Linked DNA regions of Homo sapiens: regions 1, 2 and 3 are each linked to region 4. Evidence: chromatin contacts called from ENCODE Hi-C or POLR2A ChIA-PET data. All regions are on one chromosome and are shown on one strand. The core of a region is the stretch at or near the end of the contact, and the rest is flanking DNA. Distances in the headings are between cores, read along the strand shown. Region 1 holds the start of TLE3 (TLE family member 3, transcriptional corepressor). Region 2 holds the start of RPLP1 (ribosomal protein lateral stalk subunit P1). Region 3 holds the start of GLCE (glucuronic acid epimerase). Region 4 holds the start of SENP8 (SUMO peptidase family member, NEDD8 specific).

Region 1 (6,713 bases), core at 506-3,005, 2.0 Mb before region 4:
TGTGATACTGAGCTTGCAGGAACTGGAATTCGTCTTTGATCCTGTCACAAGACTCAGCCACCGTGAATTTAAATCCCGGCTGCCCGGGTTGATGGGGAGCCTGGAGCCCGCGAAGACAAGACAGGGGAGGGGGCGGGGGCATGAGACCGCGCTCAGAGCGGCCCCGGCCCCTCCCCAACGGCGCCCAACCAAAAGAGGCCACCCTCAGCCCAGAACCTTCCCAGCAAGTTTCTCAGCTCTCCGACGGGGCGGAGGGGGGGCGCCCCATCTCTCCCCGTCGGCAGCGGGGCTCCCATGCCTTTCACCAAGGGCCTCCCTCTCCCCAGTAAGGCGGGGGCGGGAGACAAGCCGGGTGAGTTGGGAGACTTCAGAGCGGGGCCGGGGACCGCGTGAACAGCTCCCCCTGGAACACAAGCAGCCCCCCGCGCCACTCGCGCGGAATTAACCTCCTCTCTCAACGGCGCCCCCCGGCCGCATCCCCCTTTGTGTGAGAGCACACACACAAACACACACACCATAAAGGTAGCAACAAGCAAAATGGAGGTGCCAGATAAACTGCCTCGTTTACCCTGCCATGATAGATGCTTAAATAAACCGAGTTGCAATTACTCACCGGATGTCTGCCCTGCGGATACATGGCAGGGAGGGGTCGTGATTCCGAGAGCGTGGAAGCGCCGAGAGCCCGGGCCGGGGAGGTGCGGGGGAGGGGGGAGCCGAGCCCGAGCGGGGGGCGGCCGGGAAACCGAGAGCTCGCCCCCGGCCCCCCCAGCTCGTTCTCGCAGCGAAATCCCAGAGTCGGGCGCCCGCCCCAAGTGGAGACAAAGAGCCGCGGAGCAGGCGGCAAAGTCGTCGGCGGGCGCCGGGGCCGGGCGGCGGGCGCGGGCTTTGTGCGCCTAGGGCTCGGCGGGCAGCGGCCGGCCGCCTTCCCTGGGCTGCGTCGAGCGCGTCAATGCCTGGGACTGCGCGGACATCGTCGGCTCCCCAGCAGGTCCGGCGCGGGGTCCCGAGGCCGGGGGCCCCTCCTGGGGCGAGCTCGGGCCCCCTCCGGGTCACTCAGCGGGTCGCGCCTGTAGGGGGGCGCGCCGGGGCAGCCCCAAGCATCCGGGGCGCGCGGGTCCGATCCTAGAGGCGTCCGGGCCTGGGGCTCGCGGCGAGAAGAGGAAGGAGGCGGGCTACGAGGTGGTGGCTTGGGGCCGCAGGAGCGCCGGAGGGTGAGGGCGGGAGCCCGGCGCGGGCGCTTCGACGCCCCCCCTCGGAGAGGAGAGCCTGCTGTTCCGTCTGCTACTGCCGCTGCCGCCGCCGCCGCCGCCGCTGCAAGCCCTTCCCAGGGCCGGGGAGGAACTCCGGGCTCAGTAGGTGCAAATCAAACGCCCTGGCATCCTAAGTCCAGCGGGCACGGGAAGCCTCCGCAAAGGGTTCTCGCTGCTCCCAGCTTGAGCACCGCGTCCCCACCGAGGAGCGCTCAGCGCCACCGCCGCTGCCGCGTCGGAGCGCACAGGCAGGAGAGCGCTGGAGGGGAGACGCAGCCCGAGACCGGGGAGCTCTACGGCTTCCTTCCTTCCCCTCGGCCCGGCTCTCCTCTCCGCGCCCCGGCAAACCCCCAAAACACACACACCCAACACACACACACGCGCGCACGCACACACACACACACCAAAAAAAAAAGTGCCCCGGACCTACGGATACCACACACAGACAGGCGAAGGGGACGAGCACGAGGTCTGAACTGCCGCGAGAGCAGTTCCAAATAGGGACTGAAAAGTAACAAAATAATGTGGCAGCTTCGTCCGGCGCTGGCCAATGGGAGCGCGGGGCCCCCACGTGGGGCTGCGGGACTCGGCCTACGACTGGGTGCCGCTGGGCGCGACGTCACAATGCCCTCTTGTGTCTAAAACTATGCATGAAAAGTAGCAATCAGGCCCTACCCGCTGGTGACTTTCGCATGGGAGTGAAAAACAGCGCTCCTCAGATCAGGAATTAACCGAAAGACATATAATAAATAGATATATATTATAGTCCTGGGCTGCTCGAGTTTTTTTCCTCCTTTTTTTTCCCACGGTCTACTAGCAAATAATTATTTAGCGGGAGGAGGAAAGAGGGAAGACAGAGGAATAACAACAAAAGAAAATAAGACAAGCTGTACAATCTTCAAAACCTGTGGCTGGTAGTAATGTATCAGTTTATTCTGCAGCGGCGGCGAACGATTCCTCCCTCTAATCTCATTAGGTCTGCAAAGCAGCCCAATTAGATACTATAAAACAAACAATCACTTTGTCACTTTAATGTTTTCACTTCAAAAGATTTAGGACTGATAAAACGGTGGCTCCTAAAGTTGCCTCCGACCTTTAAAAATTTGCTCGGAACTCAGGATGTCCCCTTTTCTTCACCCCTTCTTCTGCCCGCCTCCCCCACATTAGCCCCCAGCTCTCCTTTGTTCACTCGCCCTTCTTTTCAGAAAGCCAAATAAACAGCTCCTTTGATGTGCGGCGGCTGCCTGCGAGGAGAAGTCTGAGGGACTCTGGCTAGGCGGGCAGCGCAGATGGAAGGGCCCGGCTGCCCGTGGACAACAGGCTCAGCCACGGCTGGCCCCATTCGGGGCGCCTTCCCCGTGGGCACAACTTCACCCTCGACGCAGCCTCGCCGCGCGGGCTCCTCACTGCATCCCCAGGCTGAGGGGGTTGGGGATGGGGTCGGGACCCTGCTCGGCCGAGGCCCGGGAACTCCGAGTTCCCACCTGGTTTGCTCAGCCTGCTCCCGGCAGTGCCACGGCGTTGGCGGAAGCCTGTAGGTGTCTCGGTCGCTAGCCTGGACACTCCGAGGGACGCGGACGCTCCCCCGCTCGCTCGCCCCGGCCCCGGGCCCCCCGGACCCCCCGCTTGGTCGCACAGGCCACTCGACTCCGGGGCCAGCTTGCCCGCAAACCGATGGCCTCGCCCTCCCGCGCTCGGGGTTACGGCGGGGCAGACGAGCAAGCAGGGAGTGGACCTCAAAGCGCGCACCGCCCGGTGGACGGCCAAGGCGGGACCCCCGGGGCCCTCCCCGGCAAGTCCGCGAGCCCGCGCGCGAGCCGGCCGCGCGTCCCCGGATCTATATTTTCCCCTCATTAGGAGCCGGAGGTTCGCTTTTGCATCTTAATGAGGAGCTGAGAGCTAGCGGGCGCTCGGAGGCCGGAGCGCGGGGAGTTACACGTGAGCACCCGCCTCAGAACTGAACCTCCCCGCGCCCGCTCCGGCCGCCAGCCCCGAACCGCGCTCCCCTCTTCATTTATTTATTCTCCTAAATAAAAACATAAATCGTGTTTCGGCGCGCACCGAAGACGGGGGAGGGAGAAGCCCGGCTCGACAGATGCGAGCATCTGGCCGCAGCATTCATTAGAAACAAAATGGCTCCTCTTTGGCGCTTCCTTTCCCCCTCCCCCTTCTCTGCCCTCCCCCTTACGTCACGGGTGGGCGCACCCGCTTCTTACTCGCCCCGCCCATTTCTCGCTCCAGCCCCACGTGGGGGACGCCGACCACGCCTCCGAGCAAGGTGCGAGTCACCAATCACGGACCGCCGAAGGGGCTCTTCGTTGCTGATTGGCGGAGCTGCTGGGCCCTGTCAGTCCGCGGCCAGAGCTGTCAGTCAAAACCACGCGGGGTGGGGGAGCGCTGACAAATGCCGAGGCTTCTGAGCCTCCCGCTTGCAAATAGTGCTTGGAATGGCTGCTTAATTAGCTTTGAATGGCTTTTCCTTCCAGCTCAAACAATCTGTCACTACCATGTGGTATAAAGGAGCCATGCATAAAAAAGTAAGCAGAGGCTAAATATCAATTTGATTTTGTGTATCAAAGGAATATTTTATTTTTCTCCCTAGTAATGAAACGTATCAATTTAAATAATAAAAGGTAAAAACACACACACAAACAAAAAAAAAAAAAAAAAAAAAGAAGAAGGAAAAGAAAAGAGGAAAAAAAAGAAAGAAAAAGAAAACCCAAACTCTACGGTGTGGCGACTCCTGCGCACGCCTGAAACAGGTCACTTCCACAGCCCACGTTCTGGAGGAAGCCTGAAGACTTTCCCCTCCCCCCTTTAAACTTGCATTTAGTGTTTTGTTGTCGTCGTCCTCCAGAAGTCTAGAAGGAGTGGTGGAGGAGGGGTGGCCTGTGAAAGGGGACGTGGGGGCGGGGGAGGGGGCGAACTTTAAAGGGAGCTCTTTGAAGCTGCTACTCAAAGTAGAGGGGGTTTTAAGACCCCGTAAACTGGGGGTCCTACAGCAGGTCTCGATTTGGGAGCTGAGAGGAGAGGGGGATGAGAGCGGGTGTGCGTCTCGCTCGGATTTATTAAACACAATGCCTTCAAGATGCCAGGGACGCGGCGCCTCGCCGGGCCTCCCTCTCAGTCTCCCTCTGGACTGGCTCCGACGGCGCCCGCCAGCAGGCGGCCGAGAAGCCGCGGGGCCCCCAGGTCGGGTCTTCCGAAGATTGTGTACAGAAAAGGACAGCAGCTCTGTCTCTCGCCCGGGTGTCCCTCCTGCCCCGACGTCCACGCCCCCCGGTGACCACACGAGCCAGAGCGCTCCAGCAGGGCAGACCCACGTCGAGTTCACCTGTGAGCCCCAGCGCCAGGGCCGAGCCCGGCACGCTGGAGGAGTTCGCGGCTGCGTGTCCCCGACGCGGTTTTGCAGAGCGCCGCCTCCTCCGCAGAGCCGGGCGGTAGAACCACGCTACGCAGTCAGGAAGAACAGCGCTTGAGCGCTCACTAGGTACAAGGCAGGGCACTGCTACCCAGGCAGCGCTCTCCTCTCCCTTACCTCACTCCCGAGGGAAGCAGTTTGGCTGGGGACCCCATTTTATAGAGCAAAAAAGAGAGGCTGAGAAAGCTCAATCATTTGCCCCAAGCTGGGCAGAGGGTCAGGATTCGAATCCAGGGCAGCCAGTTTAATGGCCAACCTCAGCGACCCCTTTGCTTACGCAAGCTGGATACGTGCAAGTTTTTGCTGAAGAAAAGGCATTCATTCATTCATTCATGCCCAGCCCTTTCTGAGAGCCTGGCTTTGGGAGAACAGGCCTCTCCTGCCTGTAGCTCCCACTCACTCCTCACCCAGCGTCACTCCCCGCTCTCACCGGCTGCCTGAACCCTGAGCAGGAAGGGGGCAGGGAGGTAAGGAACCAGGCCAACATCCCTTTAAGCTTACCACCGCTATCTCCCCGCACCCCCCCACCCCGCCCCAACATGCCACCCCACAAATTAGGAAAAACAAGGAGAAAAATACATGTCTTTTATGCTGGAGAAAGAGAAAAGAAAATAAAAAACATGTATACAACACCCCGTCCAAAGGCTTGACAATTATTTTAAAGAAGGAGGGGAGTCGAGAGAAAGAGTTCAAACGTCTCTGTCTCCAGTTCTAATTGGAAACGTTTCAACTGTTTATGTTACAAGAAGTGTCAGGGTCATTTGCTACCGGAGAGCTGACTTTTCATTGGCTGCTTAATTGAGTACCTCGGAGTCCACCCCACGTGGGAGAGGAATTCCTGGCACATTAAAAAAAAAAAAAAAAAAAAAAGTCACCCGGGTGAGACAGAAAGCCCGGCCTGGATTTACAGAGCAGCGGCTCCCCAGCCCCCAGCCCCTTATTTGGGGTGCAAGGTGGCTGGTGAGCAACTGTCTGCCAGTCCGAGGAGCCACTTCTCTGAGTCTTTTAAAATATTCTTCAAGCACTTTAGCTGAGTTAGTATATGCTTTACCCCCTTAGGAATTAAAGGGTATGGCTCAGGCCAGCCACCAGGCTGTGGTCACCTATTTGAGGAATGGATCACAGTGCCGTGGGTGGGGTTGCAAACCTCTCCCTGTCATCCCTTCCTCTACTGCCTCCACTGGCTTTGATTTGTGGAAGCCTCTTGTTGGAACTTCTCAGAGAGGACAGAAATCTCCCTCACCATGCCACACCCCCTCAGTTGATTCTATAGGGCTCCCCCAATTGCTTTGTCTTCATGACTAGAGTAATTCTGTCCCCCCTACCCCCACCCCTCCACTCACCGGGCATCCCAGACCTTCCTCCACAAGCAAGCACCTCGACATAGAGCAAAAGAAAGGGAAATTTTTATTTATTTAACAAACTCTTACATAGTGCTCAAGCTGTGTGCAGTGCTATTCTAAGCACTTGACAAATATGAACACATTTAATACTCACACAAGAAATGAAGTGGGTGCCATGAGTATCAGCCCCATTTTACAGATGGGGAAATTGATACACAGTGGTACAATGATGTGCCCAAGGTCACATCAGTGACTGATGGACACAGGCATTTGGGCATCAGTGTCCCAGGGACAGGACCCAGGCAATTGGGCACCAGTGTGCCTGCCCTTACCTACTACGCCCTGCTGTATCTACAAGCTTGGCTTTCCTGAGAATGCAGGCCAGGGCTGCAAGAGGGACCACAGGAATCTGGAGGGCCCCAGAGGGAGCTCCTATAAAGCTCATCCTGCAGCTACCTCATCTCAGGGAAGAGGACCAAGGCTAGTGGAAGGAGAGGACTTCCCAGGGTCTCCCAACTCGTCTTCCCATTCTCTGACTGGTTCAAGCTATGTGACCTTGGGGGACTTATTTAATCTTGCTAAGCCTCCATTTCCTCATCTGTAAAGTGGAGATAACAATCCAGTACCTGAGGAGGATTGTCCCGAGAATCGATGGAGATAATGCATGTAGTGTACTTAGTACAGAACCTGGCACATTAA
Region 2 (7,740 bases), core at 3,511-6,010, 2.7 Mb before region 4:
TTCATCACTGTATGAATTTTTTATAATGTTTTTTTAAAATATATTTCATGTATACTTATAAACTAATTCACACAAGTGTTTGTCTTAGATGATTAAGGAAGACTATATCTAGATCATGTCTGATTTTTTATTGTGACTTCTCCAGCCCTGGTCTGAATTTCTTAAGGTTTTATAAACAAATGCTGCTATTTATTAGCTGCAAGAATGCACTTTAGAACTATTTGACAATTCAGACTTTCAAAATAAAGATGTAAATGACTGGCCAATAATAACCATTTTAGGAAGGTGTTTTGAATTCTGTATGTATATATTCACTTTCTGACATTTAGATATGCCAAAAGAATTAAAATCAAAAGCACTAAGAAATACATAGTTGTGTGATGGCTGTTCATTCAACACGTCCTCCCAGCACCTGGCACAGTGCCCTGCATTTACCTGGCACTCATTGTTTGCGGGATGAATTAAAAGAAAGCTCTAAAAAATACAAGATAATATGATGTTAAACGGACAATGCCTTTTTTTATGTGACAACCATAATTATCTACATATTAAGTATGACTTCTAGACATTTAAACAAAAAGCATAGTTTGGGGACAACATAAATTAGAAAAAATACTGTCGAAACCATGGTGAAATATCCCATTGCATGGGTGAACACACATTTTACTTGGATTTAATTTGGATTTCTTTTGAGGCTGAGCTTTTTTTTTTTTTGAGATGAGTTTCGCTCTTGTTGCCTAGGCTGGAGTGCAATGGCACGATTTTGGCTCACCGCAAACTCTGTCTCCTGGGTTCAGGCAATTCCTCTGCCTTAGCCTCCGAGTAGCTGGGATTACAGGCATGCGCCACTACGCCCAGCTAATTTTGTATTTTTAGTAGAGATGGTTTCTTAATGTTGGTCAGACTGGTTTTGAACTCCCAACCTCAGCCACCTGCCTCGGCCTCCCATAGTGCTGGGATTACAGGTGTGAGCCACTGTGCCCGGCCACTTTTTTTTTTTTTTAACTAAAATGATAGTTTAATCTTTTGTTATTAATAATAAAAGTGTGATATCAGTCCTTGCCAAAAGCCAACTCAAAAGTTAAGGGAGAAGACAAAATGCACTAGTCACTCACAGTATAGTAGTAAACAATGTCATATATGTGTGTGTGTGTGTGTTTTTGAGGGGAGGGATGGATTTTCACTCTTGCCCAGGCTTGAGTGCAATGGCGCAATCTCGGCTCACCGCAACCTCCGCCTCCTGGGTTCAAGCGATTCTCCTGCCTCAGCCTCCCCAGTAGCTGGGATTAAAAGCATGAGCCACCAGGCCCAGCTAATTTTGTATTTTTAGTAGAGACGGGGTTTCTCCATGTTGGTCAGGCTGGTCTTGAACTCCTCAGGTGATCCGCCCTCCTCAGCTTCCCAAAGTACTGGGATTACAGGCGTGAGCCACTGCACCTGGCCTATATGTGTGTTTTTAGAACGCTTCAGGACACTAAAGGTTAAATTGCTATTGCAGTAGATACAGAATTTATTTCTTGATTTTCTTCTTAAAGTTTTTTTTTTAGAAACAGGGTCTTGCTCTGTTGCCCAGGCTGAAATGCAGTGGTGCAATCATGGCTCACTATAACCTCAAACTCCTGGATTCATGTGATCCTCCTGCCTCAGCCTCCCAAGAAGCTGGGACTACAGGTGCTCACCACCATGCCCAGCTAATTAAATTTTTAAAAATATTTTTGTAGAGCTGGTGTCTTGCTATGTTGCCTAGGCTGGCTTTTTTCTTTCTTTTTTGAGATGGGGTCTCATTCTGTCACCCAAAATGGAGTGCAATGACATGATCACAGCTCACTGTAGTCTCAACCTCCCAGGCTCAAGCAATCCTCTCACCTCAGCCTCTTGAGTAGCTGCAACTACAGGCAAATGCCAGCACACCTGGCTAATTTTTTATTTTTTGTAGAGATGGGGCCTTGCTCTGTGGCCTTGTCTGGTCTCAAACTCCTGGCCTCAAGCAATCCTCCCGACTTGGCCTCCCAAAGTGCTAGAATTACAGGCATGAGCCACAGCACCCAGCCTGCTTTTTAAATTATTATTTAAAATAATAGAGACAGCCCGGGCATGGTGGCTCACAACTGTAATCCCAGTACTTTGAGAGGCTGAAACAGGATGGCTTGAGGTCAGGAGTTCAAGACCAGCCTGAGCAACATGGTGAAATCCCATCCCTACAAAAAGTTTAAAAATTAGCCAGGTGTGGTGGCACGCACCTGTAGTCCCACCTACTGGGGAGGCTGAGGTGGGAGGATTGCCTGAGCCTGGGAGGCAGTGGTTGCAGGGAGGCAGTGGTTGCAGTGAGTTGTGATGGCACCACTGTGCCCCAGCCTGGGCAATGGAGTGAGACCCTGTCTCAAAAACAAACAAACAAAAAATTAATAGAGACTGGGTCTCACTATGTTGCCCCAGGCTGGTCTTGAACTCCTGGGCTCAAGCGATCCTCCCGCCTTGGCCTCCCAAAAGTGTTTGGATTACAGGCATGAGCCACCATGACCTGCCCCAGCCCACTTAAAAAAAAAAAATTTAGCCGGGCACAGTGGTTCACCCCTGTAATCCCAGCACTTTGGGAGGCCAAGGTGGGTGAATCACCTGAGGTTAGGAGTTCGAGACCAGCCTGGCCAACATGGTGAAACCCTGTTTCTACTAAAAATACAAAAAATTAGCTGGGCATGGTGGCACACGCCTATAATCTCAGTTACTCTGGAGGCTGTGGCAGGAGAATCGCTTGAACCTGGGAGGTGGAAGTTGCAGTGAGCCGAGATCGTGCCATTGCACTCCAGCCTGGGGAACAAGAGTGAAACTCCGTCTCAGAAAAAAAAAATTTTTTTTAATGGCTTATTGCATAGTATTTTCAAAATATTAATAGGAAATTTTTACTACGATAGGAGAATATGGGGCAGTGGAATTTGTCTGAAGTAACTGTTGAATCCACTAAGTCCTTCATCAACACAAAAGGAAATGCATGAGTACTGATGTTTTGCTTAACTACTTCTCTTGAATAGCTGTGGTTAGTGCTTACTGTTTGATACCCTGTAAAAAGTATTATCTATAATATATAGATGGAGAAGAAGATTATTTCCTCAATGACCACAAAGTGCCACTTGTCAACCAGATCAGTTTTGTTTTTTTGAGAGGGAGTTTTGCTCTTGTTGCCCAAGCCGGAGTGCAATGGCACAATCTCAGCGCAATGCAACCTCCGCCTCCTGGGTTCAAGCGATTCTCCTGCTTCAGCCGCCCTAGTAGCTGGGATTACAGGTGCCCGCCACCACGCCCAGCTAAATTTTTTGTATTTTTAATAGAGACAAGGTTTCACTATGTTGGCCAGGCTGGTCTCGAACTGCTGACCTCAGGCTATCCACCCGCCTCAGCCTCCCAAAGGGTTGGGATTGCAGGCGTGAGCCACCGCACCCGGCAGATCAGTTTTTTATGTACACTGCTGGACAAACAGTATTTTGGACTGACTCATTGTAGCTTTGGAAATGTTTGGATTTTTTAATAGCTTTAACCTTTCTTGACCAAAATTCCACTATAATGGCTGCTTAGATTTGGATGAAAACTCAACAGCTTTATTTTTTAAAAGTTTGATAGCTTTATAAATGCTTTTTTAAAAAATTCCGGATGTGAAAATATTTATGTTTGTAGTTAAGATTGACCCAAGTGGGACTCTAGATCGGTGGATTCCAACAGAAATGTTTCTTCAGAGATGATTATTAAATAATGGGATGGACTAAACAAAGAAGGTGCCCCCCCCCCACCAAAAAAAAAGATATATATACATAGAACTAACTTTCCGGTAAACTAAGCAAATTCCACGAGGAATGCAAAGATGACCATTTTTGAAGGTAGGAATTTAAATTGGGTTTAGATAACAAATAACGGGTTGTAGACAGCTTACCCATAATCCCTCCTTCCCCCAAGCACTAGGCAGTGAAGTTAGACTTCTGGATTCCACCTCCACGCTCACCGCGCGGCACTATGCAATCTTCGGTTAGTTACCAGGTCTAAGTTAGGCTTCTGGATTCCAACTCCACGCTCCACCGCGCGGAACTATGCAATCTTGAGTTAGCTACCGGGTCTAAGTTAGGCTTCTAGATTCCAAATCCACGCTCCACTGCGCGGTAACTACATAATCTTGGGCTAGTTTACCAGCTCTAAGACTTAATTTTGCCATATGCAAGATGGAGATAACATCCAACTCCTGGTGTGTGAGGATTACGTGAATCCTTGCAGAATGTGGCTCAGTGCCTGGGACATAGTAAGCGCTCTACGGCTTCTGCTAGCATAACGCTGTTAGTTTCTCTCATCCTCCTACATCTACCTATCTCAACCAAGGTCCTGCGCTAAGCAGGGGCCTCCAAGCTGGGACGCAGCCCTTACTCTCAGGGTCAGCGCCGGCTGGGAAGGCCGCGACCTAACCAGGAGATTACGAACAATGTCACCAGGGCCACAGCGGAGCTCCTGCCAAGTCAAGCAACTCATGGAACCAACGGAGGCGAAGTCCGAATACCTAGGCAACCCTAACCTAAAAGTGTTTTTAACGTTCTCAGGTCCTATAATTTACCCAAATAAAGTGGGACCGTATTTGCAGGCGCTGAGAAACTTTCTCAACAGTAAGAACCAATCAGGCGCAGTGCGCAGGCGCCTTCAGTGGGTCCTGGGTCCGCCTCTTCCGCCCGGTGCGGGCGCCGATTGGTCCGCGTGGACACATAAGAGGCTGCGTATAGGCGCGAGAGCCCCTTTCCTCAGCTGCCGCCAAGGTGCTCGGTCCTTCCGAGGAAGCTAAGGCTGCGTTGGGGTGAGGCCCTCACTTCATCCGGCGACTAGCACCGCGTCCGGCAGCGCCAGCCCTACACTCGCCCGCGCCATGGCCTCTGTCTCCGAGCTCGCCTGCATCTACTCGGCCCTCATTCTGCACGACGATGAGGTGACAGTCACGGTGAGTGCGGGCGCGGGCCGGCGGCCGGGCTGCCTGTGGGCGGTGACTTTCGGCTCTCCATGCGGTTCCCGGCTCCAGGCCGTTCGACTGAGCACTTCCGGCCGGGGCCAGGCCGCGAACACAGGCCGCATAGGGCGGGCGCTCCTCGGGGCTGGGGCCTCTCTCCGGGCAGGTCCTGGGCCCCCGGGACCACGTGCGGGCCCAGCGGGCATGGAGTGCGCTTGAGGCTGGGCGCTCCGGCTCCAAGAGCCTTCGTGTAGAAAAGCTCTTCCGCAGTGCTTGGGCACCCTGACCCGTGCCTCGTCTCTCTCAGGGACACTTACTCGGACCTCTTTCGGTGTAATTGCCTTGAATTCCCCCGGTCGTGGAGGAAGGCGCCCGAGCTCGGCTCCACCTCCCAGGTCTTGTAACTTAAAAATAGCCGCGTGACTCAGGCAAGTCCCAGCCCGTGAAACAGCAGTGATGGGCTCGCCTCATTGCAGGGCGCCTGGCACACATCTCTTTTGCTTGTGATAGAATATTTGAGCTGGTTAAACATGTTATGTACACTTATTGAGTGACGTGCAGCATTTTGGAGATATTACATACGCTACGTTTTGATGGATTGACGTTTTTATTTGTTGTAGGAGGATAAGATCAATGCCCTCATTAAAGCAGCCGGTGTAAATGTTGAGCCTTTTTGGCCTGGCTTGTTTGCAAAGGTAAGGTGATGGTGGCAAAGTGATTGTGGTAAGGCCTGCTGATTTACGAGGGCAGTTGTACATGCTAAAGTACCCCCAGCGGTGCCATAACGCCCCACATGCCGCTGGATCTCCTAGGTGTTTTTCGTTGCATGTATATCTCTAGGAGCTAATAAGATTTCAGCTTGTCAAGTCTTACGTTTCCTTATCAGACTCTGGTTTCCCTTTTGCTCTGAAACCATGGTTAAAAAAAATGTGAATCAGGTCATTTATTCCCAAAAAGGGTCACTCGGGAGATAGGTACTACGCATGTTAAGTTGCAAGCAAATTCTTTTTCTTTTTCTTTTTTTTTTCTTGAGACGGAGTCACCCAGGCTGGAGTGCAGTGGTGCGATCTCAGCTCACTGCAAGCTCCGCCTCCCGGGTTCACGCCATTATCCTGCCTCAGCCTCCCGAGCAGCTGGGACTACAGGCGTGCGCCACCATGCCTGGCTAATTTTTGTGTGTGTGTTTAGTAGTGACGGGGTTTCACCATGTTAGCCAGGATGGTCTCGATCTCCTGACCTCGTGATCCCCCCGCCTCTGCCTCCCAAAGTGCTGAGATTACAGGCTTGAGCCACCGCTCCCGGCCCGCAAGCAAATTCTTTCAGTAAATTCTTGCATTAAACCTATGGTTTGATGGACATTTGGGTTTAGCGGACTTCATTGACACAGTAGGTACTGTGTGTTGGGATATAAAAGACTAATAAAGAGGTTCCTGGTCATGGAGCTTGCACTGGCTATTTTCCATTGTACAGGTTACTTAATCTCTGTCAAGTGAAGCTAATAGCATCTAACTCCAGGGTTGTGACCTCTAAAGAGTTTTGAAAGATTGAAAACATTGTACCTATGTCATATTTAACAAGCCCCTTTTGAAGTCCTATATTTGTTTAGTAGACTGAAAATTTGAATTCACTGTTAAGAGGAGACATGGAACTGTGGAAAGAATATTCATTTGAGTGTTTCAGGAAGTTTGGATTTTTTTTTTACCAACATATTATTTGTAAAAGGAGGGAAATCAGCTGCCTCAGGAGGTTCTTAACATATAGGAATGTAATTATCAGATTCAAAGCTGAACAGTAGTGCGTTGCCCTGTAACCTAAGTCTTGGCTGTTAGCAAAGAAAAGCCAGTGTCTGGGGTATTGGTTCCAGGACCTTCCACTAATAACAAAATCCCAGGATGTTCCATCTCTTATATAAATGTATTTGCATATAACCTATGCACATCCTCCTGTATACTTTAGAAGTCTACATGTTTGGTACACATGCTTATTTTTCCACTGTTGAATCCATGGATGTGGAACTCACTGTATATAGTGTTAGGGGTTGATCACTGTAACCTGGAATGGGGGATACTTTTCGTTTTTGGCTGCGTGAGTGCTTAACAAGGACAGAACTGGGCGTTTACCTATGCATGCACATGTATTGCAGGCCCTGGCCAACGTCAACATTGGGAGCCTCATCTGCAATGTAGGGGCCGGTGGACCTGCTCCAGCAGCTGGTGCTGCACCAGCAGGAGGTCCTGCCCCCTCCACTGCTGCTGCTCCAGGTAGGAAACATGGAGTTTTTAGTATTGGGAGGAGTGTAGAGATTTTTTAAAAAATAGTATTATAGACAAAATTGCCATTAATTTTTCACAAGTATATGAAGTATGGAAATCCTAACACCTGATTGACTTTTTTTTTCTAGCTGAGGAGAAGAAAGTGGAAGCAAAGAAAGAAGAATCCGAGGAGTCTGATGATGACATGGGCTTTGGTCTTTTTGACTAAACCTCTTTTATAACATGTTCAATAAAAAGCTGAACTTTACTGCTGTTGGTCTTGTCCATAGTTTTGGAATGTGCTCTGCAAAAATGGTCTGTTTTGTAATGTTGGCTTTCAGCCTATTCTGCCATGACACAGGCTGGATTTTCCCTGCCACCATTGCCGGATGTGAGATTTAGACAATCCTGATGCTAACAAGAAGGCACCTCATGGTACAGTGTTGAAAACTGCACTGGGGTGGCAGGAGGAAGGATCAGAGCAGATGCTTTGTCCAGGTTACCTGTGTAAACTTGATG
Region 3 (7,029 bases), core at 786-3,285, 3.0 Mb before region 4:
TGTGTGGCCATTTTTCATATTATGCACAAGGTGTGGCTATAAGATAAGGAGACATAAATATGCAAGTTTTCAAACCAGGACAAGGGACAGGGAAAAAAAAAAAAAAAAGAAGAGTTGCCAAAGAATCAGGAGAATGTAGTTAGGCAGCTACTAAGGGAAGAGATGTCAGCATTGTCAATAAGCTGAGAGAGGTCATGAGAAAGATACCCCAAAATAGACCATTATTCTAGAAGGTAAGAGGTCTTTTGTAACCATTGAAAGAATAGCAGATTGTGTGAGCAAAAGCAACGCTGTAGTGGGAAAAATAAGAGATGAGAAAGTGGAGACAACAAGTATACTTTTATTTATTTATTTAGAGACAGGGCCTCAATCTGTGGCCCAGGCTGGAGTGCAGTGGCTTGGTCACAGTACACTGCAGCCTCAACCTCCCACACTCAAGCGATCATCCCATCTCAGCACCCCGCCTCCCCCACCGCGAATAGCTGGGACTATAGGTGTGTGCCACCACACCCGGCTAGTTTTTTATTTTTTGCATATAGGGGAGCCTTATTATGTTCCCAGACTGGTTTCAAACTCCTGGCCTCAAGCAATCCTCCCACCTTGGCATCCCAAGGTGCTGGGATTACAGGCATGAGCCACAGTGCTCAGCAGCAAATATAATGTTTCCCAAGAAGTGTGATTCCTAGGAGAAAGGAGAAGGTAGTTTGGGTGGAAGAGATTGGGTGGCTTTGTTCTGTTCAAAGGATGGGCGAGACTATGTTTGTGGGAGAAAGATTTAGGTTAGAGGAAGAAATTAATAATGGGGAAAGAAAGAATAGCTGAATAAAATCTGGGAATGGCTGGGATCCAGGGCACAGGTGCAAGATTTAACCTTGAGGAGAAAGGGCACTTCTTGCTGTGGGTGAGGGAGTGAAGAGGGTAAGATGAATGAAGGTACAGGATAGGCATAATAATGAAGAGCCTGGATTTAAGGGTGAAGCCACTGGCTCACATTATAGAGGAAAGGCTAGGAAAGCCGAATTTTCTGGGGCCAGGTCCAGATTTAATATATTTAAGTATAACAGTCTTAATTCATTCCTTTCACCTTATTCAGTGCCCTGGGTGTGCCAAATACTACTGGGCACTGGGGTCTACAAAGGTACGACTTTTCATGTAATGTTGGAATTTGTTATGTTGGTAACTCGAGATTTGCATATATTTAACAGTCTTAATTCATTCCTTTCACATTATTCAGTGCCCTGGGTGTGCCAAATACTACTGGGCACTGGGGTCTATAAAGGTACGACTTTTCATTAATTTTGGAATTTGTTATGTTGGTAACTCGAGATTTGCTTTTCATTCTTCTGGAAGGCTGTATGTAGAAATAAATACAGTCATCAGACGAGTTCTTTGTCAGACCAGATGTCCTGGGTTGGGGTTTGGAAAACATGGGCATCTTAACAATGGTGCCCTGTTTGAGGTGGAGAGGGAGGAGAGGCCCAAATCGGGGAAAGGAATTAAATGGAGGTTTAGACGCGGGTAACCGGAGTGGGTGGGCCTTCAACCTGGAAGATGGGAATCCCCAGCGCACTTCGGGCAGCGCTGTAACCAAGGGTAACCGCACCTCGGTTTACACCGGTGTGAAGACCAGCCTCTTCCCCAAACCAGGTGTATCTACGGCGGCCTAGCAGGACCACACACAAGCCAAGCACGTCACGTCATTCGAGCTACCTTACCGCGAAAGTCCACTGCCTCCTACTACTTCTGGTCACTACTACCTTTGCTCACAGTTTATTAAGGAGGAGCGGAGAAGAAGAGGGGCGGAGAAGGGGCGGGGAGAATCACCTTTCCTTTTTTACAATTGGTCGTAGTAGACTCCGAGTCCTGCCGCCCGTCCTGCAGCCGACAGGCTGCCAGGACTGTCACTCGAGGAGCTGCCGCTACCGCCCCCCGCCGTGGCCCCGCCCCTTGCCGTGGCTGGGATCTCGCGGGAAGAGCTGCGGGCACGGCGGTGGCTCGGTCTCCCGGCTGCGCGCGGAGCGGGAGGGCTCTCCTCACACAAGCGCTTCCTTGCCGAGAGGCTGGAGCTGCGGCACCGCAGGCCTGAGCCACCCCTTCTCTGCTGTCTCCTTCTCTTCCTCAGGGCTCCCGTGTCTGCTCGCCCTCCGACGCTGCTCAGGTTAGAAAGCCCGGAGCGCGTCTCCGCTGAGGAGCGGTCGGGGAGCGGGGACACGGAGCAGCCGGAGCAGGCGGGCTCCTGACGGGGGCGGCTCTGGGGGCTGCGCGGCGCTGCCTGGTGGGCGCGAGGCTTGGCGGGGTTTGGGAGTCCGGGGGGCGAGGAGGCGGTGCAGTGGGATCCGGGCGCGGGCGCCCAAGGGCGGTGTAGCGGGTGCCGGAGCTCCCGAGGTGAGGGGGCAATGTATTAGGGATCCTGGGGGCTCTTCCGGCTTGGGGTAGGGGTGGGTGGCGGCACACGGGGTCCTAGGTCTTTGACGTCGAGGGAGATTTATCAGGGTCTTGAGCTTCTTGGAGGTGGTGTAGCGGGGTTCCGGGACAAGGGGTCTTTTTACCCGGGTCCCGAGCTCTTTGGGGCAGAGAATGCAGTTTAGCAAGGTTTACACCGGTGTAAACCTTGTCTCTGGAGGCAGATCATCGGGGTCTTGGGGGTTCTTTGAGCGGGCGTGGGCGTCCGTTTCGCATTGCTGGGATGAAGAAGCAGTGTGTCCGGGTTCTGGGGAGAGGGGTCTGTTCATCGGTGTCTCCGGGTGAGAGAGCGATGTATCCGTTCCGCTGGGGCCGGGGCCGCCTTGGGGGGTTGTTGGGGGCTGAGGGTGTGTAGCGGCGACCAGCGTCTGGCCGGGGTTTCTGCTTTGCCCGGAGCGGGGCGGTAACTTGGCATGGTCTCCAGTCTTTTGGGGGCGACGGGGCGAGTTAGCTGGCCCCCGGGCAGTCTCTCGGGGTGGGCGCGGCTCCGCAGGCGCTGGGTCCGCTGAGGGCGGGAGAGGGCTTTGGTGCTACCGCGCAGGCTGGGCAGCATCCTGAAACGTTTTTGTTCAGGTCTCCTTCTCTCTGGATGAGATTTACTCAATGCTTAGTTGGAGGATTGATCGGTGTTGTTGCCTAGTTGAAGAAGCAGTGCGTTTGTTCTGCAGTTTTCTTTTCTCTGCCCCGGGATCCCTGTGGGGGCGCGCTGGTCTCGCTGGAGCTCCGGGAGCTAGAGTGGCAGCACCTTAGGTGGGCGTTTGGTCTGCAGGTTCTTTAGGAGGCCGGTGTCCGCAGGTTGAGCGTGGATACAGCTCCTGAGCAACTGGAATCTGTTGAGGGTGGGGAAGACTGATTTTGGCTTGCTTTCCTAGGTGGTGGTCTGCTTTGCTCATCCTGCATGATTAGATCTGTTCTGAAGTCTTGCCTGAGTGAATGTTAGGCAGAGTCGGATAGTGCAGGGAAGCGTGTTCTGTCTGGCTTCTTTCTGTCCTTTGAAAAGCATTTGTAGAGAGGGATAACGTCAAATTCAGCCTCCAGAAAACAATGGAATTTGAAATCCCAAAGCTAGAACTCTGCAAAAACGTTTTCTGTGACCTGTAAGGATGGTTAATCGAGCTTTTTTAGAGAATTCTGCTTAACAGTTTCATTGTATTGTAAAAGTGTATTTAGCCTTGGATATTACAGAGGTTTTGGTAACTAGCGTAGGCGTAGGTGGGATTTAAATAAAATGACTTGTATGTATGTGTATTGGTTAAAAAAAAAAACAGCGTATAGGTGAGAAAGCCTATGTGTTTGCCTGACATTTCTTTTGGTTAGTTACTCTATCACAGAGGCCTGTATATGAAAGTTAATGTGGCAGGCAGTGAAGTCCGTACTCAGAGCTGTTCTGTAAATATGTAATCTGGGGTTAACAGACAAATTTGAGTATACCAAAGCAAATAATTTTGCCTGCCTTAGTCTTTTTCTTCGTGTCAGTTTTTTTTTTTTCTTGTTTTTTGGTTTGTTTCTTTTGAAACAGGGACTTATTCCGCCTTCCAGGCTAGGTTGTAGCATCGCTACCATGGCTCACTGCAGCCTCGACCTCCAAAGCTCAAGCAGCCCTCCCAGTTCAGCTTCCCATCCCCACCCCCAGTAGAGGAGCTGGAACTACATGCATGTGCCACCACGCCTCACTAATTTTATTTATTTATTTATTCAATTAATTAAAGACAAGGTCTTGCGCTGTTGCCCAGTCTGGTCTTGAACTCCTGGCCTCAAGTGATCCTTCAGCCTCAGCTTCCCAAAGTACTGGGATTTAGAGGCGTGAGTCACCATGCCAGGCCTCTTAGATACAATTTTTTTTAAAAGATGTCATTTTTTCTGATCTTAGAACCAGACAGATTAGGGATAATGTACTTAATTTTGGAATTTTACATCATTTTGAAAAACAAAGGAATCCCGCACAGCAATATTTAAGACTTTGAAGGGTTTAAAATAAGTTTTGTTGTTGTTGTTATTCAGACCAAAATACCTGGTTGACATTTACAGCTATCACAACTGATTGCTTGAGCAGATATTTGGTTGGAATGACAGCCCCCAAACCTGTAAGCAGATCTTATTTTTCCTTTTTTTGAGAGAAAGACAAAGAACAAATTAAGCAGGTTTCAGAAACTTTTTTTTTTCTAAAAAGCAGCTTTCATCATTTCTAAGTAAGGCATAGACTGATAAGTCAACACATATTTGATTATCTGCTAGGTGTCACAGCGCTGGATGTACACTGATTAAAGCTGTCATGTGACTTTCCCCTTTAAGTCCAGAGAGAGGAAGAAAACAAATAAATACAGTTAAAAATTGTGATACTGCTAAGGAAGAAATACACAAGGTACTTAAGATTCAGCTCTCTTTTTTTAGTAACCCCTGAATGATGATACGATTGATGTGTGTTGTGATAATAAGAAACCAAGCAAAATAGTTAACTGCCTTCTGAATTAGTAAAGAAAGATTAAATTACAATCAGTAGAGTTTTAGGTGTTAAATGTATGTTGACTCTTTGTAGATGATTGTGCTACGTAAGCATACAAAAGCCTATAAGGATACACATCAGACTTAACCATGTTTGGATTCTTCAGGAGGGAGTTGCAGAGGCATAGAAGAGAGCGGTTTAATTTTATAGTTTTATATTACTTGAATCTATTTCAATGAGCAGACATTACTTTTAAGTACAAGTTAGAGAAACCCTAAAATTAAAACATTTCAGTCACTATGCAAATGGTGAAATGTACAGTATTTATAAGGCTTTTGTCAGTATTGCCAGTTGTACCCGTGTATACTAATGAAGGAAAAGGGTATTTCAAGTATCTGAAAATTATAAGGGTGTGCAGGGTGGGGTGGGTAGCACAACAAAATAAGAAAAGACACAGACCTAAGTAAAATGTTAAAACATGTTAAGTTTGTTGGATATTTAATTATGTAAAGATAAATTAATTTTAGGACTTTCTTTTATCAAATTTAATTGTTTCCTGAGTTTGCAAAAGGAAGTTTTTAGATTTCCTAGAGGAGAATAGGGTGGGGGAATAGGTATTCTTATTGTGGTACAGACTTCAGGAAATTTCTTTTTGTCAAACATATACACATCTGATAGATATATTTTGCTTGTGAAGCATACGAACCATACAAATAATTTTATAGTTTCATTATTACACTGCTGAAAATGACAGTACCAAAGTGTCTTTTGAATTATCATTCAGAGTTCTAGAATCATAAATATGATATACTAAAGCAGTTTCTAGAAAGGAAATCATAAGACATGAATTCCAGTCTTCACTGTGCTACTCATGGTGTGTCCTTGGATAATTCCTTAATCTTTCAGGGCCCCAGTTTTCATATATACATATATGAATTATACTTACATACATTTTATATATAATATATACTTTTGCTTTAATATATACATATATGACATGTGTATGTTGTTATATACATATGCCATATATGTATATAATATGTATAATATATAAAATATGTGTATAAAAAGATACATATACACACACTTAGAGTTTTTGTGTTGCAAGTCTGAAGTATTGTATGTACAAAAAGGAAGAGATACCTTAAGAGTAGCTAGTTCTCAAGAAACAACTAGTTCCATGTAATTTTTACATATTATACCTAATTTTAGAAGCCTCTTCTTTTTAAAGGTACATGGCAAGTATTTAATTCCAGAATATAGATTCATGAAGGTGAGTGATTTTCTTTAGATAATTTAGCTTTATCTGTTAAAGCATTATTATTTTTAGTTCCAATCCCTGGTTCTGTAGTAGATTATCTATATAATAATATGTCCTTACTTAACTCTGGATATAGAATGAGGTCTCTAGTGGTTGCCTCCAGACTTGATCCCCTTTAATCCATCCTTACATTACTGCCAAGGTGATTTTTCTGAAGTGCAAATCTATTCATTGCTTCTTTTCTTGTTTCTTTTCTCTTTTCTTTCTCTTTCTTTCTTAGAAATGTTACTGAGATTTATTTATTTATCTTTCAACTTTTCTTTTAAGTTCAGGGGCACATGTGCAGAATGGGCAGGTTTGTGACACAGGTAAACATGTGCCATAGTGATTTACTGCACAGATCATCCCATCACCCAGGTATAAAGCCCAGCATCCACTAGCTATTCTTCTCTTCCTGATGCTGTCTCTCCCTGCCCTTCTTTCTTAAAGCCCATACTTTATCAGCCCAACTCTCTATCGTTACAAGGCCTTTCATCATCTGACTAATCTTATGCATTTCCCCCACCATAAATCTAAAGCTGCACTTGTACTAATACGAGCAGTTTACTGAATGAGCCATACTGTTTCCTGACTCAGAGCCTTCACATATGTTCTCTCCACTATTTAGGATGTCTTTCCTTCTCTTGTCTTGCTGGCAAAGTCTACTGATTTTTTAAGATACAACGTAAGCACTGTCTGCTTTTTTTTTTTTTTTTTTTTTAGCTCTTTTTTAGTTACCATTTTTTCTTTTTTTTCTTTCTTTACTGTCTGCTTTTTAAGTCTTCTGGTCTTCCCTCTTCCCAACCCTAGGTGTTATATACTC
Region 4 (6,613 bases), core at 1,287-3,786:
TAAAAGAAAAGCATGTAACATTGTTGGTAAAAGCAAAACACCAAAAATAACCTCCAGTCCACAAAAATGGAATACTATCCAGCCAGTAAATGAGGCACTTCCATATGTATTGTTAAGAAATGACCTCTAGGATGTAGTATTAAGTAAAAAAAACAGGCTATGTATAGAATGTAAAGTATGCAACCATTTGTGTACAGTGTCTTAAAAATATAAATGTGTAGGTTTATATATTGGAAATATCACAGAAAGGATACACATGAAGCTGGAAATAGTGGTTGCCTCTAAAGAGGAAAAATGGGTGGCTGGAGAGTGAAGGCGGAACAGAAATTTTTACTACATTACTCTTCCGAAACTTTTGGCTTTTACGTCTAGTTATTATCTATAATTTTAATGTGATTTTCTCCTGTTACTTTAACATTTTTTACTGTGTGTGTGTGTATGACTACAAAGACCTCTTTATATTTCATCTTTATACCAATATTAAAATTACGTACTGATCATTTGATGCAACATTACATTTCTTTCTTGACAACTCAGGAGCTCAACTTCTACAAACATTTTATTCAACATTTTACTGCTATTGAGAAGGCTGTTGTTGGTAATGACCTCAGTGAACACTGCATGATTTCTGTACTTGCTTCTTGGAGAAGCAAGACAGCAGCACCAGGCAACAGAAGTTTATTATTAAACCGACATCGAAGCATTCAGGGATTAAGGAATGCTACAAATCTTATTTTTCTAGCAAATCCAAAAAACAGTGAATCCAAAAAAAGTCCCCTAGTATCCTTTAAAAATAAAAATAAGAAACAGTTCTAGTATCTGCAGCAATCGACAAGGAGGTGAAGTAATACTACAAGACGACATAGTTATATCCACTAGTGCAACGTGATTTAATCCTTACAGAGGTCCCTAAAACATCAGTGCTGGACAACCTCACACGTTCTACACAGAACAGACAAGACGAGGTGCAGGCTCTGTGACCTTATAATGGCACACACACAACTGGCCTCATGCTTCCATAACTTCACTCTGCCTCCCACTTTTTTCAGCCCAACCCCTCCAAACATGGGTCTCGGTCGGTCCCCTTAAGCCACAATGGAGGGAATACATTAGGCTAAGCAAATATTCCCTCAGGATTTCATGGCAAAGCCCTTTCAACCAAAGAAAGGATCGCGACTAAGGAGAAAGATAACAAGGTTTGCTTGAGGAGAGGTCTGTTGAGAGAGGCTACAGTCGGTGGTGGGAGAGAAGCCAAAGTCTGTGACGGTGTCTAGAGGGACTGACACCACATCTACCGGGAGTAAGAACACCATGACAGCGGCTATCTGAAAGCCGTGATGGCTAGGGTTAGTGCTAGTCGGCTTGGTGATGAGCGAGCTGGGAGGGGTTCTACTAAGAAGAGTAGGGCGAGGGGCACATGGGGGACGCAATGGGTTAGGGGGCGGTCGAGACTTTGCCTGAGAACTGTAATCACGTCAGCCCAAGGGAGGATGTAACGTAGTCTAGAAGCTCCATTAAGAGTCCTAAGGGACTCTGAGGGGTACTAATGGGGTCTGCTGGGTTGGGGGGACCGTGACAGAATCTCCGGGGAGGCTGGAGGGCCGGAATGGTGCCCGGCCAATGGAAGATACAGGGGGTGGGGTCTACTGGGGATCCGGGGCCGTGATCTGGTGTTTGGGAGGCTCGGCGCAGACCCGCTCGCGGGGCGTCTCCGCTGGGACGGGGCGGGGCGGCCCGACCGGAGCCAAATAGCGAGGCTGAGACGTGGGCCAGGACGGGCTGCAGGGCCGCTGGGCGCTTGGGCGGGTCTTACCTCGGGCTCCGCCGCGGTGGCCACCGCAGCCCCCTCCTCTTCGACGGAAGCTGCCTTCCACCCTCCGCCCCAGGGTAGGACCGGAGATGGCAGAAGAGGCCGAGGCCACCGAGGGTCGGACGGTTCCGGGAGGGTGGGCCCAGCAGCCTCAGGGTCCGGGCGAGCGGCCGCGGCGCATCCCCCGCCCTGTCAGAGAGACTCCGCCCGGCCTGAGCAGGCACATCCCCCGCCGCACCCCGCCCAGAGAGCACGCGTTGGACCGCCGCCTCAACCGCTGCCAGCGGCCGCCTCTGCCGGTGCAACTACTGCCTCCGCCGCCGCCTCTCGCAGTCCGGGCTGTCCTGTACTCTCTCAACAGACACAGCCAACCGCCGCCGCGTCCCTTATCCGCTTCGGTCGCGCGCCCCCGACCCCGCGCACGCGGCCCCGCCCCGCGCGACTCCCCGGCTGCAGGCGAGCAGGCGCGCGCGCACTTACCTCCCACGCCCCCTACTGCCAGCACGGGTCGGCCCCGCCCTGTCCCGCCCCCGCACGTGACGCCACTGGAGAGTACAGCGTGCGCTTGCGCAGACACGCCCCCTTTCCTACGCCCCAGGCGGCCCCGCCCAAATTTTTTCTTCTTCACCTTACGGCAGAGCAGGGAACTCAGCTTTAGATTCTCCCTGTACTGGAAAGGGATGTCGCAAGGTTGGGGACGAAACCTCTGAGTTTGCGACCGTAGCTGTCGCTTTCCGGCCAACACAGAGGTGCCTGAAGGCTGGTTGGGGTGGTGAGGCCCGAGGCAGGTAAGAAGCCTCCTCCCCACTTCGGTTTGTCTCGGCAGTGGATCGCTCTCCCACCCACTCAGATTCTGGCGTATCCGTGCTCCCTCCCGATTCTGGACCTGGATTCTCAGCGCCGCCGGTCATAGCCCCCGCCCCTTTTCAAACACGCACGCTCTCTCCACCCACTGCCCCCTCCATTGTCCCCGCCCCGACCTCCGTTTCCATTCATTTCTCAGACTTTTCACTGAGTGGTTTCCATGCCTTGGGTTCCAGAATGTCAGAGGCGAATTAAGTGGTGTCAGCTTTTTGAAGTGCTTTTGTATAGGAGACCGTGAGAGAATCCGCAGTGGTAGTACAATAAAGTGACAATAGAGAAAAATGCACGGGATGCTGTCTGCGCACAGAAGAGGGGTCCCAGGTTGTGTAGGAGGATAACGTGAGGAAGCCCTTTCCAGGGTGACTTTTGGGTCACTTTTAGAGGACTGTGTTAAAAGACTAGTAATCCAGTACCTGGTCAAAGAAATACGAAAGGAGGTAAAAGCAGAATAACGGGCGCAAGAGCATGTGACAGTGGTGGTCTGAAAGAGAAAAAAGAAGTAAAATAAACCTGATGGAAACCGTACTAGTGTAGACTTCCCTTTAAAGAAGCATCGTTATAAAGTTAGAGAAATGAGGAACGAGAATATGGCCCTCAGGAATGTTTTCTGTTTAGGTAGAAGACTCAAAAGCGTACCATGAAACCGAGAAGTGGCCTCTTCGAGGGTGAGGGAGGCTAATTTATAAGATCAAGATCACTAGTGGAACGCAACCTTGTATGTGCATTTGAATCACCTGGGAAACTTTTTGTTAAATAAAACCAATACTGTTGCCCCACTCTAGACCAATTAAATTCTGGGTTGTGCCAGGTGTCATTACTGTTTTAAAGCTCCACAGGTGACTCTAATGCTAAAGATTGAGACTCACTAAACTAGAGAGAAGGAAGTTGAGACAGTTGGCTCTGTAACATTAAGATGGAGGTCATTTAGCCGGGCGCGGTGGCTCACGCCTGTAATCCCAGCACTTTGGGAGGCCGAGGCGGGTGGATCACGAGGTCAAGAGATCGAGACCATCCAGGCCAACATGGTGAAACCTCGTCTCTACTAAATATACAAAAAATTAGCCGGGCGTGGTAGCAGGCGCCTGTAGTCCCAGCTACTCGGGAGGCCAAGGCAGGAGAATGGCATGAACCCGGAAGGCGGAGCTTGCAGTGAGCCAAGATCGCGCCACTGCACTCCAGCCTGGGTGACAGAGCGAGACTCCGTCCCCGCCCCCAGAAAAAAAAGATGGAGGTCATTTAACTACAGAGAGGCTTGGAGATGGAATGAGAAACTTGAGCGGCGTTATGTTTGGAATAACTGGTCTGGGAAATGGGAGAAGGAGCCACTCTTGCCTTTCTCTTCAGCACTGTTCATTCCTCAGTGTTTATCAGGTCCAAATTAGTTACTTGTCTCTTTGCTCTCCCGTTCCCTTCCGTCCAGGATTGGTCAGCTGTTGTCTCCAGCCTTAAAGCTCAAAGGCCATCCCCACTTCTGTCCCCAAAATGATCAGAGCTAAGCCAATTTATGAGATGCAGAGACCAACATCCAGAGCTAAGCCAATTTATGAGATGCAAAGACCAACATCCACTCTCATAGAGATTACTACATACAGTGCCTTGCCAATTTAGAATCTTTTTCTATTATTTATCATTTAAGTTAGTAATGAGATATAAAGATATTTAAAATACAGCTCAATTAGGATGGAAAATTACCGTATTAGGGAAAGCAGGCCTTTAAACAAAGAATTCACTTGGCAGGCAGAGAAGCTGTATGAGGTAAAGACCAAGACAGTGTATGGCTGCTATCTATTAACTAGGGTTAATCCAAAAACCTGTCTATCAGACCCAGATAAGAACGAGTTATTGTTGTCTAGTATGGCTAGAGCATAGTATGGAGAGTAGAGGTGGGACAGAGATGAAGATGATAAAGTGGGTGTGAACAGATTATGAGGAGCCTTGAATTCCATGGTGAAGAGTTTAGATTATATTACTAGAAGTAATTAATAAGTACAAAAAAGGTTCTTAACCTCTTTTACCCAGTGGACCTTGTTGGCAGTCCACCTTATAGATTCAGTCTCAGAAAAATGTTCTTAAATATATAAAATAGAATACGTAGTAATATAAAGGAAACTAATTTTGTTAAGTTTTTAAAATATTAAAACAAATGTGTGATATATATGCACTTTATGCATTAAATAAAATCTGGCAGCAGGTCTAATTATATAATTTCTAAGTAGTGATGACTATAAATTATATTTTGAAATGCCTGCAGCAACTTTAATGTGATGTGAAAATATCAGATTTCTATTGGTAAAAAAGAGAGTGCTAATATTGTAGTTTGTGGTCCACACTTATTGAAGAAATGCTAAATTTCAGCTACTGATTATTGAAAACAAAGATGCAATTGTTTTCCCAGTCTAAGTTCACAGAACCCTGATATTCTAGCCACATCCTGGTCTATGGATCCTAAGTTTTAAAATATCTCAGTATAATGGTTTTAAGCAAGAGCATGACATCAAATCTGTGTTTCAGAAAAATGATGAAGCAGTGTTCACTTCCCAACCTCTCTGCTGGGATGAGAGGCTGGCTCTGGGGCAGCAACCAGTACTATCCCACTGTTTCCTAATAACCAGGGCCTGCAGAGGGACTGAGCTTGTGGGTGTATATGTCTGTGAGAGTAATACCAGAAAATAAATCAGGAAAGGTAGATTGGGGCTATTTTTGTGGAAATCATTGAATGCCAGGCTGTAATTTGTAGTTACTTTGGTAGACAATGGAGGGTTGTTAAAATTTTTTGGAGTAGAATAATGTGATTAGAGTTCTGTTTGAAAATCTAGAATAATGTGCAGGTTAGATTATCAAAAGAGAAGATAGGAATGAAGAGACTAGAACAATAAGTTAATTAATTTTTGAAAAATGGAATCTTGGGCCAGGTGCAGTGGCTCAGGCCTGTAATCCCAGCACTTGGGGAGGCTGAGGCAGGAGGATCACTTGAGCCCAGGAGTTCAAGACCAGCCTGGGCAACAAAGTGAGACCGTGTCTCTCCAAAAAAAAAAAAAGAAAATTAGCCAGACATAGTGGTGCCTGCCTGTGGTCCCATCTACACGGGAGACTGAAGCAGGAGGATTACATGAGCCCAGGAGGTCGAGGCTGCAGTGTTCATGCCACTGCACTCCAGCCTGAGTGACAGAGAGCCTGTCTCCAAAAAAAATCTTGAGGTGATCTCTAGAGTCTGCTAAATTCCTTTATTTCCACAATGTGCTGACCAGTCTAGAGTAACATACATTGGAATAAATGGCATACCTGTCAACAGGAATATATACCCCAGTGTGGGAGTCAGTTAACTTTATGTGGTCAAGAGGCTAGCCCAGTCTTTTGTATTATAAATGATATTGTTAGTACTTCTAATAAAGCAATGGCCTTACCATAAGTTCACAGATCTTGCCAAGGCCTTCCTCAGTCAAACTCCATCTATACCTGTGAGTCCTACATTTCTGACTTTTAAAAGTCAGAACCTGTCTATACCTGTGAGTCCTACATTTCTGTCTTTTAAAAGTCAGAACTCCTCTCTTTTTGCCAATTCCTTAAACTTCTTGGATGGGAAAGAAGTTTAGTTTAAACACATTAGCAAAAGAATGGGAGGTCCTCAAGGCCCAGGCAACCCATCTCCTTTGAAACTGATCAATACCGGACTATAAAAACTTACTGCTCAAATCCAGCTAGTACCCAAAGTATGTACTGTCTATATACCTGTCTATACCTGTGAGTCCTACATTTCTGACTTTTAAAAGTCAGAACTCCTCTCTTTTTGCCAATTCCTTAAACTTCTTGGATGGGAAAGAAGTTTAGTTTAAACACATTAGCAAAAGAATGTGAAGTCCTCAAGGCCCAGGCAACCCATCTCCTTTGAAACTGATCAATACCGGACTATAGAAACTTACTGCTCAAATCCAGCTAGTA

The links. A loop is a pair of places that touch in the nucleus more often than their neighbours do. ChIA-PET counts read pairs that join two places held with the same protein, here RNA polymerase II (POLR2A). Pooled maps may share reads with other maps.
Region 1: a map of naive thymus-derived CD4-positive, alpha-beta T cell shows a loop between it and region 4 (12-fold over the local background). The contact joins the promoter of TLE3 here to the promoter of SENP8 in region 4. A Hi-C loop is called at or near these places in 1 of 168 maps with a recorded cell type or tissue (naive thymus-derived CD4-positive, alpha-beta T cell), 1 of 37 single-sample maps with no recorded cell type and 9 of 50 pooled maps.
Region 2: a map of B cell shows a loop between it and region 4 (28-fold over the local background). The contact joins the promoter of RPLP1 here to the promoter of SENP8 in region 4. A Hi-C loop is called at or near these places in 4 of 168 maps with a recorded cell type or tissue (B cell, CD14-positive monocyte, CD8-positive, alpha-beta T cell and 1 more), 4 of 37 single-sample maps with no recorded cell type and 16 of 50 pooled maps. POLR2A ChIA-PET finds 5 or more read pairs at or near these places in 3 of 52 experiments (SK-N-SH, T-cell and activated B cell).
Region 3: a loop to region 4 is called in a map of B cell, with 20 times the contacts of the local background. The contact joins the promoter of GLCE here to the promoter of SENP8 in region 4. A Hi-C loop is called at or near these places in 1 of 168 maps with a recorded cell type or tissue (B cell), 1 of 37 single-sample maps with no recorded cell type and 6 of 50 pooled maps.

What each region holds. Positions count from the first base shown.
Region 1 is chr15:70,096,162-70,102,874 of GRCh38, forward strand. It overlaps TLE3 (TLE family member 3, transcriptional corepressor), which reads right to left and starts at 1,756. Exons shown (of 20, transcript NM_001105192.3): 1 at 614-1,756; 2 at 1-100. The coding sequence starts at 637. RefSeq lists silencers at 1-174, 895-1,014, 1,025-1,194, 2,784-2,863, 2,934-3,083 and 1 more and enhancers at 2,014-2,988, 3,076-4,113.
Region 2 is chr15:69,448,058-69,455,797 of GRCh38, forward strand. RPLP1 (ribosomal protein lateral stalk subunit P1) reads left to right here and starts at 4,761. Exons shown (of 4, transcript NM_001003.3): 1 at 4,761-4,963; 2 at 5,590-5,664; 3 at 7,113-7,230; 4 at 7,371-7,740. The coding sequence starts at 4,892. The coding sequence ends at 7,450. KIF23 (kinesin family member 23) reads left to right here. Exons shown (of 24, transcript NM_001367805.3): 24 at 1-368. RefSeq lists enhancers at 4,467-4,516, 4,797-5,046, 5,197-5,306 and a silencer at 5,067-5,116.
Region 3 is chr15:69,158,600-69,165,628 of GRCh38, forward strand. It overlaps GLCE (glucuronic acid epimerase), which reads left to right and starts at 2,036. Exons shown (of 5, transcript NM_015554.3): 1 at 2,036-2,158. It also overlaps the pseudogene LOC100421574. RefSeq lists an enhancer at 1,698-2,198 and silencers at 1,896-2,105, 2,306-2,415.
Region 4 is chr15:72,115,867-72,122,479 of GRCh38, forward strand. SENP8 (SUMO peptidase family member, NEDD8 specific) reads left to right here and starts at 2,537. Exons shown (of 2, transcript NM_145204.4): 1 at 2,537-2,598. MYO9A (myosin IXA) reads right to left here and starts at 2,284. Exons shown (of 42, transcript NM_006901.4): 1 at 1,814-2,284. RefSeq lists an enhancer at 1,226-1,435 and a silencer at 1,636-2,405.